Linked DNA regions of Mus musculus: region 1 is linked to region 2. A link is a loop called in an ENCODE intact Hi-C map of the cell type or tissue named here. Cell type or tissue: heart. All regions are shown on one strand. Links, peaks and the distances in the headings refer to the core of each region. The heading gives the core; the rest is flanking DNA.

Evidence for each region. Hi-C counts contacts between places; a loop is a spot of excess contacts. Peaks named below come from ENCODE experiments on the same cell type or tissue, not always from the same donor. Only the 100,000 strongest peaks of a DNase experiment are listed, where the experiment ranks them.
Region 1: it touches region 2 in a loop (2.2-fold over the local background); 8 of 42 quality-filtered maps call a loop at or near these places.

Annotation. Positions count from the first base shown.
Region 1 is chr6:147,942,839-147,948,618 of GRCm38, reverse strand. No RefSeq gene overlaps it. Among named protein-coding and RNA genes, the nearest start is that of Far2, 100 kb to the left of the region's middle. In heart, for the core only: no CTCF peak of the experiment used is centred there; DNase peaks (open chromatin) are centred at 3,478 and 4,428.
Region 2 is chr6:147,808,007-147,813,786 of GRCm38, reverse strand. No RefSeq gene overlaps it. Among named protein-coding and RNA genes, the nearest start is that of Gm15762, 90 kb to the right of the region's middle. In heart, for the core only: a CTCF peak has its summit at 2,855 (motif pointing right); a DNase peak (open chromatin) is centred at 2,856; H3K27me3 peaks cover 294 bases.

The DNA of each region.
Region 1 (5,780 bases), core at 392-5,391, 130 kb before region 2:
GTTTGCAGGCACCTACTGAAGTTGGTGGAGAGATGAATGAGGAACAACACCTCAGAGGGCTTGGACTCTCAGAGGGAAGGGAGGGCATCAGGACCTAAGGCTTCTCTGAGAGCTTTTGCTGCATGGTTCGTGGGCAAAGGTGATTTTCTTCCTGGTTGGGCTGTTTCAGAAGGGCCTTCTCCTGGCACCATCCATACAGAGCCTCTTGTGGCCTGCAAGTGGTCCAGTCTCTGAGAAAGGAGATTGAGATGCTCCAGGACCACACCCAGTCTGTCTCCTTCTCTCAGCCACAGAGCTTCCACACAGCAGAGCCGGACACTACAGTTCTGGTCAGGAGGAGGCAGAACACCGAGGATACCTGATTGCTATGAGTGCAGCCCCTCCCCAAAGTTTCACACCTAGTTCTGGCTTGTAAGAACACTCAAGTAGGCTGGCAAGCTGTGCCTTGGCTCCCAAGCGATGCTCCATCTGTGAATCCTTGGAAGGCTGTTTAGACGTTGTAGAAAGGCCTGTGCTAAGTTTTGTTTCTATGGAAACAGACCCATTAGGTTAAACAGCAATTGAAAACTATTTGGTGAAAAAGATACCAAGTGCCATTTATTTCCATTTTACACTAAATTGTACATTATTATTTTAATTAGCAACTAGTGAGCAATGTTTATATTCAATTATATGAAATTACACGTGTGTCCACATATTTAGGAAAGTAACATTGATTGGGCTGGGTACCGCAAGGTGGGACCTGGCTATGTGGTCTGAGGAGACTCTCTGAATGTTCTTTGTAGTTGTCTGTCAAAAAAGCTATGTGACCATAGGGCCTGAAGATAACATCTCACACTTGCTTTAAAAACAACGAAGTGTCAAACATTGGTTCTTGTTCTTTCTTTCCTTGGAGGAGTGTGTGACCTGACAGGGGTGGTCAGAGGGTACACCGGAGGGCAAGGCTGCTGGACACATAGGTCCATAATGTTTTTGCTGCAGATGCATGCTATAGAGATGTCCAGAGGACCAGGCAAGGAGTTTTCCTGATGTCATGGAGGCCTTTCCTCACGGCTCTCAGATCAGTTATATTTCTCATTGTTTTGGCAAAACATATGATAGAAGTGATTTAAGTGGGAAAAGATTTCTTCTAGTTTATCATTTGAAGGCAGAGTCCGTGGTGGCAGAGAAGATGCAGCAGAGTCTATGGTGGCAGGAATGTGTGGCTGGGACTCACTACATTTTGATGGTTCAGGAAGAAGAGACAGAACAGGAAACAGGGACCCCTCCTCCACCAGGCTTGTAGCCCAAAGGCTCCACAGTCTCCCCAGACAGCACCATGTGGAGACCAAATATTCAGACACATGAGCCTGGAAGGACATTTCACATTCAAACTTTACATCACTCAAAAAGAGACTTGGTCTCTATAGAAGGTTGGGGCCATTATCTGGGTCGTTTGGACAAAGCCCACCCTGGCCTTTGAGCCTTCTGATCTCTGAGGAAGGAGTACAGCCCAGGCTCCAGGTCCCCACCTGAATTGTGCCATCATTCCATTCCTTCTGAGGTGGCTGAGGGGCAATTCTTTTCATTTAAGATTTATGTGCAGATTCTAAGCCTAAGGCTCTAGGAAGTTAAAGAGTTTGTCTGTATAGCTAACAAGTTGTTACGTGACCTCTGGTCCAGCAATCAACTTTTAGATCGAAGGTAGAGCAACTAACTGCTGTATGTGTGCACATCTGCATCTTTGAGTATGTACACATGTTTGAGTGTGAATGCACATCCAAGTGTGTGCATATGTATACATTTGTGTATGCACCTGTGTGTTGGCATTTTTCTGAATGAGTGTGTATGCATGAATGTGTGTGTGCATATGAGGGAATGGATGGGTATAGTAACACTTGCCTGATACTCATCTTTGTAAATAAAGTCACTTATTAACACTAAGGTTCCACCCTAAGGATGTATCATTAGGTGACTGTCATTGCCCATACATTGTGGGGAGTGTTCTCACTAAAGATACAATGTTACTAGGTGACATAGTGACATGGAGTCACTCTCACAGACCTATGATGTCACAAGACAATTTAGTCATACAAAGCTGCCTCACATAAGGCTATGGTTTTATTAGGTGGTTTAGTTTTATGATTGCCCTCTCATAAGCCTCTGATGTCATTGGGTAACAGTTATGGCCATCTTCCTAAAAGGTATGGTGTCAGGATGAATGGTTGAGTTCAGATCTAATGGATCAGGCCGAAGAAGTAAAATGAAGCCTGGGTTTCTCAGTCCTAAGCCACAGTCTGTCTGCCGACCCAGCAGTGAGTGAGGCACAGACCTCTCTGATCCATAATGTATCTCTTCCCACCTCTGACAGGTCCTAACAATTCTACATCTGTCCCATCAGCCATTCTAGGGAGGCAGCAGCTCCTTCATGCCACCTATAGACATTTCCAGCCCAGAAGCTCAATGCTTTGCTGTTTTCTGGCCCAGCATCAACTGGAAAAGAAAGCTCCTTTTCCGCAGTTGTTTTAGACTCATTTCTGAGTATACTTGCTGCTCAAAAGAGATGGATTTTGTCCTTAGAACCGGTCACGTCCCAACTTTGTCCCCATAGAGGACATTACCTGAGTTCTGGACCCATGAAACTTTACTGAAAAGTGTTATTTGTTTGTCTATTGAGAGGTTGCATGCATATGTGTGCATTTGTGAGCCAGAAGTTGATACCAGGAGTCTTTTGTTGCTCTCCACCTTATTTTTAGAGGTAGGGTCTCTCAGGAAACCTGGAGCTCACTGTGTCAGCTAGACTGGCTGGCCAGAGAGACCCTGGAGTCATCCTGTTCTACTTCCCTTAAGGTATTTAAAGATCCTTAGCACTGTATTCTTCCTTATGCTTTAGAAACACACAACCACTTTTTTGGGGGGGGTAACACTTCATGAGTTGAAATCTTTTTGGGGGGAAACATATCATGAGTTGAAATCTTTCTCACAAGAAGAGAGTTGAAGAAAGAGGTTCCATGTAATGGACACATCAACTTTTCACTTTTGCTCTTCAAATGATGATGACTTAAGAGGACTCTTGGGGACCGCTGGCATCTCGCAACACTCCTGCTGGCTGCCTGTTTTGACTCAGAGATTAATTAGGAAATGATAGAGAAAACAGCAGAGCATAGTTTTGGCTTGTTTCCTGGTGGCTCAAGCACTCTGTGTATTATGACATTCCTATTGGCCATTTCTGTATTCAGAAAGGAATTGAGCTCTTGAGCATTTCACGACTTTCAGTTTTCAGTCTTAGCCAGTTAATTGAGAATGGGATTACCTTCTGCTGGGGGCAACATTTGTCACAGGAGATCCAAACAATCAGACTTTGCGCAGAGCAATGAGAGCCCATGGGACACAGCTAACCCTCCAACTGAGAGATCACTTCTCTGTTTAGAAGCAGGTCCAGCAGCAGATACAATCTTCAGAACATCAAAAGCCAGAGATGGAAGCCAAAGGGCAACTTGGCAGCAGTGCTCTGGCCTTGAACCTGCTTTGGCATGAGGCTTGATCAGATGACTTCATAGTTCCTTTTCTGTGAAGCATTGTTCTCAGGAGGGGGTGATTTAATGGGCTAACAGATATCTGTGTCTGCCCACTCTGCTGTTCCCTGTATTTGTTATAATTTACTTGGTTACCCTGGGAAGAACAAATAGATTATGTAAGTCCAGAGACACCCTGAGGTCAACATCTGCAAAGGGCATTTTGAAGGGATGTGGTCAAGAAAGAGGGAGATGGTGGTATGTAGGAAACCTGAGCTCACAAGAGCTCTCTAGATGTTTCCAGAGTAAAGTTTGAAAAAAAAAAGTATCAGGATGTAATATGTCCTTGTACTGTGGGAGGCAAAGGGAAGACCTAGTTTGAACTCTGACTTACTAGCTCCTTTCTAATGACTTCAGCTTTCCACACAGATAATGGGCTCAACAATAATTATCTCACTTCTTTGAAGAGGTTTGCTTGAGAATCACAAGAGAGAATACATGTTTGCCCATTAAAATGTAAGGAGAGATGTAAACTAGGAACATTGATATTTAATAAAATGGTTGGTATACACAGCCAGATAAAAAGATCTGAGTATATGGAGCTCTGCCAAAAATTAGCCATGTGCTCTTAAAGTAATTTTGGGAGAAAAGACAAGACACTGGCAATAGGAAACAATGCTCAAGCCTGCAGGAAGGAGGAGCAAGCCTTGTAGGCTCCTGCCATCTGGTTGCTCAGTCTTGATCCAACCAAGCTGGGAACATGTTCAAAGCCACCACTGGTCTTTCATATTTAGATGATTCCAAGGAAAACATTAAGAATTATTTTCTAAACAGTTGAATATTCACGAAGAGGATTGAAATGAACAGCTAGTGTTCTTCTGAGCAGCTCCCAAGGGACACATGACTCAGAAGAGGAAAGGCGTGCATGTGCTCAGCTTCCTCTCACGTCACTCACTGGGACCTGGTCATGCCCTTGGAGGCCATCTTTTAAGCTTGTGTGCACTTCCCTTGTCCCTTTTCCAGCTTTTCCTGTTTGTGTCTAACAGCTTTGCCAAGATCTATAGAAGGCTCATTCACCTGTTTCTGCTTGAGATCTGACTACCACCCATGAAAACTCCACAGCATAAGTGACACTATTGACAGGTCAGACGAGTGGACAGAGCAGGTGAAACAGGAAACAATTGGTTCTCTGTGGCTGAGAGAGTGGGACAATCATGGGGTGCATGCTCTGAAAGAACACATCTATTATTGTTTTTACTATAAAGCACAAATAAAATAACAGACAAAAAGAGAGAAGGGTGGTCAGGACTGGGAGCACAAGGGGCAGTACATAGAGATGCAAGCACAGGGCAAGGAAGAAAAGGAAATGAGGTAGAAGATCATTGTCACCTACAGGAGATAAGATGTGCACTTCCATTTCCCATTTCCACTTTCTGTTTCCACACCTTCCTGTAATAGACTGAGACAGTTCATTTTATTTCCTCAATAGGATTTGAATTAAAATGTGTCCCATGTTTTAAAAGTATGGAATTTGAAATAAACTCCAAGTGAGGTCCTAGGAAGTTGGGGTAGACCCAGTGGTGAACTTATCAAAACACCAGGACATTTGTCTCCAAGGCCTCAGAGACCTTAGTTAGCCGTGAGCAGAAAATGTAATGGGGTGTCAGGAATAAAGACCAAGTCCAGACACTGGACCTTAAGCTATGGTTTCCTCCCTGTGATCCAGCAACATCTGTCTAGTGAGTGACACATTTTTGAATCACGTCATCATGTTTTTCAAATAATTGAATGGGTTTGATTGGTGGTTCTGATGAAATCTAACCCCATCCCCCCACCCACCACCCACCCCAATCTAGGTTTTACCATGAGGGATGACAATTCTTATTGAGACTCATGATTCCACCCAGACTGCAGTGTAGTGAGAATTTTGGTTTCTTTAAACACAGGAATGTTATAGGAATATGCTTTTGTTTTAATCCCAGGTGTGGTATATGGGGCTGCTTTAGACTGTTTACAGCAGCTGAGTATGATTTGCCTCATGCTCTAGCAGGGGTGTGATTTTTGCCAGCTGCAGATAGTTTCTGCAGACTATCTGGACCCTGAGAGGGGCTGCAGTGGCTGCTGCTGCTCCTCCTCTTCCTCCTCATCCTCCAGCAGCAGCTGCTATTGCTTGTTGCTCGTTGCTGATGTAGCAACCAGCTTATGACCAGATGGTCATATGCAAAGAGATGAGAAGAAGAAATGGGGTATCCTGACATTGAAGATAAAATTTGTCCTAAGGAACTC
Region 2 (5,780 bases), core at 270-5,269:
TTGGGGTTTGGAAGAAAGGGCAGGAAGGAGGGAGGAAGCAAGAGGATGGAGAGTTGGGAGAGAGGAGAGAGGGAGGGAGGGAGGGTGGGAGAGAGAGGGGGGGAGGGAGGGAGGGAGAGAGAGAGAGAGAGAGAGAGAGAGAGAGAGAGAGAGAGAGAGAGAGAGACTAAGAACTAAGAGGGGTCATTCTTGAAATTATTCTGGTTTTTAGAAGTTCTTATCCTCCCAGATGTGGTTTGCTAGGGGCTAGTTTTTGTAGTTATTAAGGGAAAACAAAGGCAGCTAACAATGTTTGGATGTCTGCTCTCTTGTTAGGCACCAAGAAAGGTTTCTCATTTGCCTTCTCAGAGGACTCTAGAGAGTCCTCTGTTCTCCCCATGGGTTATGTGTAGAGACTGGGGCTTAATATCAAATACCTTGCTCCTGATGCAAAGCTAGTGGGTGGTAGAGCTGAAAACCAATCCCACATCTGTCTAACAAGTCTCAATACCCTTTTCTAGTGCCATTTGAAGGCATTTCTTTATGTGCAAGATACAGTACTACACAGATGTAGACAGCAATGGGAAGAGACATCCATTCACATAATTCAGATGTCTCACAAAGTGCCCATTATTCTTGGCAGTACAATTTTCCAGTCCCTTCCCACTCTCCTCCCAAGGGGTCCTTCACTAACAAGCATAACCACACCCAACAACAGCACTGGCCTCTCTCTTCCTCTCTCCTTCTGTCCAACTCCATCCAGTCTCAGCTCAGGCTCTTCTTCCATTTAGCCAGCTGGGAGTGCAGGCCGTCAGCAAATGTCTCTGCTTTCTTGCATCAATTCAGAAAGATGAGGGCACCGTCTTGTGCAAGTAAATGGCATGAGTATTGACCTAGCGGCTAGTCTGCATTCCATCCTTGTTTTCTTTAGTGATATTGGTACTTATCATAAACTGAGGCCTATCGCAAGATGCACAGAGGAAGGTACCCAGCTTTGGATACCTAAGAGGTCTACTTTACCTAAGTGCTTCAACAAGAGAGTAGAGAAGGAAAGATGCATAATAAAAGGAACAAAATACATAGTCTAGTCACCAATACACTACTTACGACAAGCTAACGATCTACTTCACCTGACCACAGGAAACCACTGCCGTTTCCTGCTCTCTGGGCTTGTGTGGGAGTCCAGAAGAGGTGAAGGCTGCCCATCACAATGAGTAACACAGTTGCAGACTCTAAAGGCTGACTGACCTCTCTGAGCAAAGCAGCGAAGGTCCTCAGCCCCTGTTTCCACTCCTCCATGTCATCTCTCACATGTGCTGGGATGGACGCTTGCACAACTGTCGCCACAGGAATCGTTACCTCAAGCACTAGGAAATGTCAAAGCCAGAAGATGGGCCTTTTATGCAAGCTACAGTTTCCTGGAGTCTTTTGGCCCTTGGAAATCAGAAGAAAAGTTACAGATGATTTTGAGCCACCACGTGGGTGCTGGAGAATCGTGATTGATATCAAACCTTGGATTTGTCAGAAAGGCCAAACCCATGCTACCCAGGTTCCTTTTCCTCACCACATGCATTTTCCACTGAATCTCCAAGGTGAAACATTTCCTATATTAGCTTGCTGCCGTCACCTTAAACTTGGACAGTCAGGCATTTTATCACCCAGTAAGACAAAACTTCTGTGGAGGAATGAAACAGAACTTTCCTCCGGAAAATACTGAAAAACTGAGTCGATAGGATGTTGGGGGAAACATGAGAATTCTTATACACATCTGCAGTTCTGAAAATAAAACCTCCCCCTCTTGGTAATGTGTTTGTGGAAATATTCAGCACATAACTGGTGTCAAAGGCTCAATAATCTAGGTGGGGTGGCTCATAGCATCCTGGTACCTAGGAGCCAGAGGCATGAGGATTGCTGCAGATTTGAGGCCAGCCTCAGCTACAAGGTTGTCAATAAAGCTGCAAAGCAAGAATTCCTCTAATAAAACAAACAAACAAACATAAGATATATGGTGTATAAGTAAATAAAAGCAGTCACAAAAATGAATGAATCAGTCATTGAAATGGGGAAAGAAGGTCCTGCCACACAGTAATTTTTCTAGAATGAAAACTACAGATAATGAAGATTAATTAGAGTTGAGTACATTCTGTGTGAGGTGTCTCTGTTCCACAGTAGCTTACAAGTTGATAAAGCATATGGGATCAACTGAGAAGAACCCAGAATTGTTGAGCAGCCTTAGCCATTTCCACAGAGGTTCCAAACATAGCTCTCTATATTGACAAAGACAGTTTCAACCATAAATCCCTAGTTTTCCAAGTACCACACTAGACCACAAACACGCCATTGGACACTGGGAAGGTGGATCTTTATTGTCAGCCTGAATGGATTTGGGATTACCTAGGAGGCACATGTTTTAGTGTGTGTAGGGTCTTTCCATGGGGGTTTCATTGAGGAGGAAGACCTGTTCTGAGTGTAGATGGCACCATCCCTGAGGTTGGAATCTTGCACTGAATAAAAATGAGAAAAATTAGAAAGCTGAATGAGCTGTAGCCTTCACCACTCTTTCCTAGATACCACGTGAGTAGCTAATTCATGCTCCAAAAGCCATGCCTTCCCTATCATGATGGGCTCTATCATTAAACCATGATCACAAAAAAAAAACCCTCTTCTTTTAAGTTGCTTCTTGTTGTGTATTTGGTCACAGCAGTAAGAAAGGTGAGCAGTGGTATATCATGTACTTTTCCCATTAACTAGCTAGGGGAAAGGCAGGACAAGGCTGGAATAGACCTGGCAATCCAGGAGATGCACGCTTAGCTCCAGATAAAAGCAGACAGAAACTCCATTCAACACCCCAGAGAGCAACTTTGCCTTTGCCTTGCCAGTAGGGGTAGCTGCTGAGCTGCTGGAACAGAGAGGTGCTTCCCATTCTGGTGGAAGATTCAAGACCTGCCACACTGCTTTCAGTTTGTCTCCAGGTAAAAGGCCACAGAAGGGCCCCCCTCCATTGCATTGCCACACCCAATCTGCTTCTCTCACACTCTCTTCCTTCTTACAGAACCTTCCTTCTTCCCCAATCCTCAAAGCCTAGAGCAGGTATGACTTTCCCTCACCAGCCAGCCCAGGACATGAACCTGGAACAAATCTTCCTCCAGCCAACATGTCATACCTTTCATCTAAGAACGTACATCTATCTATCTATCTATCTATCTATCTATCTATCTATCTATCTATCTATCTATCTATCTATCTATTTATCTATCATCTATCTACTATCAATCTGTCACCTACTTATCAACTATCTACCTATCATCTATCTATCAGTCCATCTATCACCTATTTATCTTCTACCTACCTATAATCTATCCATAATCTGTCTATTATCTATCTAGCATCTATCAATCATCACCTGTCAATCATACGTCTGTCTATCTACTATCTATCTATCTATCTATCTATCTATCTATCTATCCTAGTTTCACTGAGTTACAATTATTTTTTACTGGTAGATCTATTATATCTCACTTGTCTATCATCCAGATGTCTATTCCTCATCTGTCTGTCTATCTACATCATTCTCACTGAGCTATAATCTTTCTCTATGAAATATAAGGTTCTCGGGGATAAATTCACCTTTGGCTGTCAGAACCTGATACAAGTCCTGCTACATAGACACCTGGGTTAGGGAGATGAATACCAGCAGAGAGTCATATTTAAGGTTGCTCTGTGTGGTGCTGTGTCAGTTCAAAGATGATAGGATTTTTAGGTCTAATCCTCCATCCAGTGAGTAAGAAATTGCTCTGCGAGAAAATCTATTACTAAGGTGAACTGGCTGATTTCAGACTGAGATAGCTTCCAGATGAAGACAGTGTCTTCCTTGTTCACAGGATAAAAGAGGCAGGGAATTGAACAGTTAGTATCACTGGAAACATGTCTCAAGTGGACTGTCTGGTGCTTCTTTTGTCTGGGGCTAATGATAGTTGTCATCTTGAGTAAAGGACCCTATTCTGAGCCAGTGGGTACCTGAGCTAATTTTGCTGGCAGGCTAATCACAATGTGGATTAAGGGTTATCCCTGACTTCCTTTATTCTTTTATAACAAACTAAAGTCATCAAGAGGCAAAGAAAGGGGCAGGAAGGGAAAAGGAGAGGGAGAGGGAGAAAGGGAAGAGCAGGGAAAGGGAGGGAGAGAGGGGAAAGAGAAAGAGGAGAGAGGAGAGGAAGAATTCTGATAACAAGGGGAGTTTCAACAGCAGAACTTAGACGTTAGGTCTGCTTTATGCTAAGTGTGAAATGGCATGAGCTAGCTCCCCATGGACAATTCCCCAGAGACTTGTCTCTCACTAGAAAGACCTTTGTAAATGTTAATAGGTACTAGAAATGCTGGAAGTATATTTGCTCAGGGCCCAAGACATAAAATAATCATCAGTTTGTTTGTCTGATTCTAAGTGAGTTTAGTATTGATTTGCCTGATATGAATTCCAAAAGCCCACTATTTTGGGAAAGCCATCCAAACCCACTGTTTTTGATTCCTGGGAGTTTCCTTCAGGGGAAACTTCCTTTGCAATTCTGCACTGACTGGGGAGAAGAACGAACATACATAAAAGGAATGGCCAGACTTCCCTGTCTGCTCTTCTTCCTTGCTTCCAACCCCAAACCCTGGAGACTATTTTCCACTGCAGCTGGCTCTCCGGGGTGTGGCTCAAGTGCTGCCCTTGTTCAAACGGAAGAGTTCAAGTGAATGAAAGTTTGAAGTCAACTTAAAATCAAAACACAGACCTAGCATTTGTCAGATAGCTTATCTCAACTGTGTGGGATTTATGGGATTTACAAGCACTCTGACACGAGTGTGGCTTAGCGTATTTAGAATGAAAAGGACACTAGGAACGTCTTGCTCTACTTTGTAGTGGAGTGGAGGGCAGATCAGACAGGGCTGGGCAGTACTAAGAATAGATTCCTTCTTTCTAACGTTCATGATGGCTTGTCTTCTCTGCCACAATCATGAATTATTTCAATTTTTATATTTCTAATTAAATTTATTTACTTAGTGTGTATATGTTGACACACACGTGGAAGTCAGAGGATATTGTACAGGAGTCCCCTCCCTCCTTCTCCCATATGGATTCTGGAAACAAACTCAAGTCACCAAGCTTGGTGGAAAGGACCTTTTACCCTTTAAGCCACCTCGTGGGCCCAATTCGAAATCTGTGAGTATATAACACAGCATGCATATTGCAAACCTGACCATGATATCATTAAACACACAACAGTCAGCTATGGCTCAAGATTATTCTGTCTGCTGCTAGGCGACTTCCCAGAATAAAGTGGAGGCAAGGTCCTCATGCTTGTGGGGTCTGAGGTGCTGTTGTGAGCCAGTTCAGACAGGTACAACCAGTGCCTGCCAAACAGATCAGATCTTGGGCTACAATGTAGAGTCCTTGCCCCAGAGCTTCTCTGAAGGACCCAGATCCACCTGTTCACCTCAAAATTTATTCAGACTTTCTGGAAGTGGGAAAAGACACCAAACACACAGTTCTTACTGATGTCAGATGTCACTAGCTGAAGGGCAGATGGAGTCAGTTGTTGAAAGAATGAAGATTTGTTTGTTTTACTTCTAAGTCTGTTCGTCATTTTCTTGTTAGTGACTATTATGGGGTGAACTATTGTCCAGAACCAGGTACATTGGTATCCCCAGTACCTCAGAATAGGTCCTAATATAGACACAGAGTCTTTAAAGAGGTGCCTAAGTTAATGAGATTGTTGGGATGGGGCCCAATCCAATATGGTGGTGTTCTTAGAAAGGAAAAA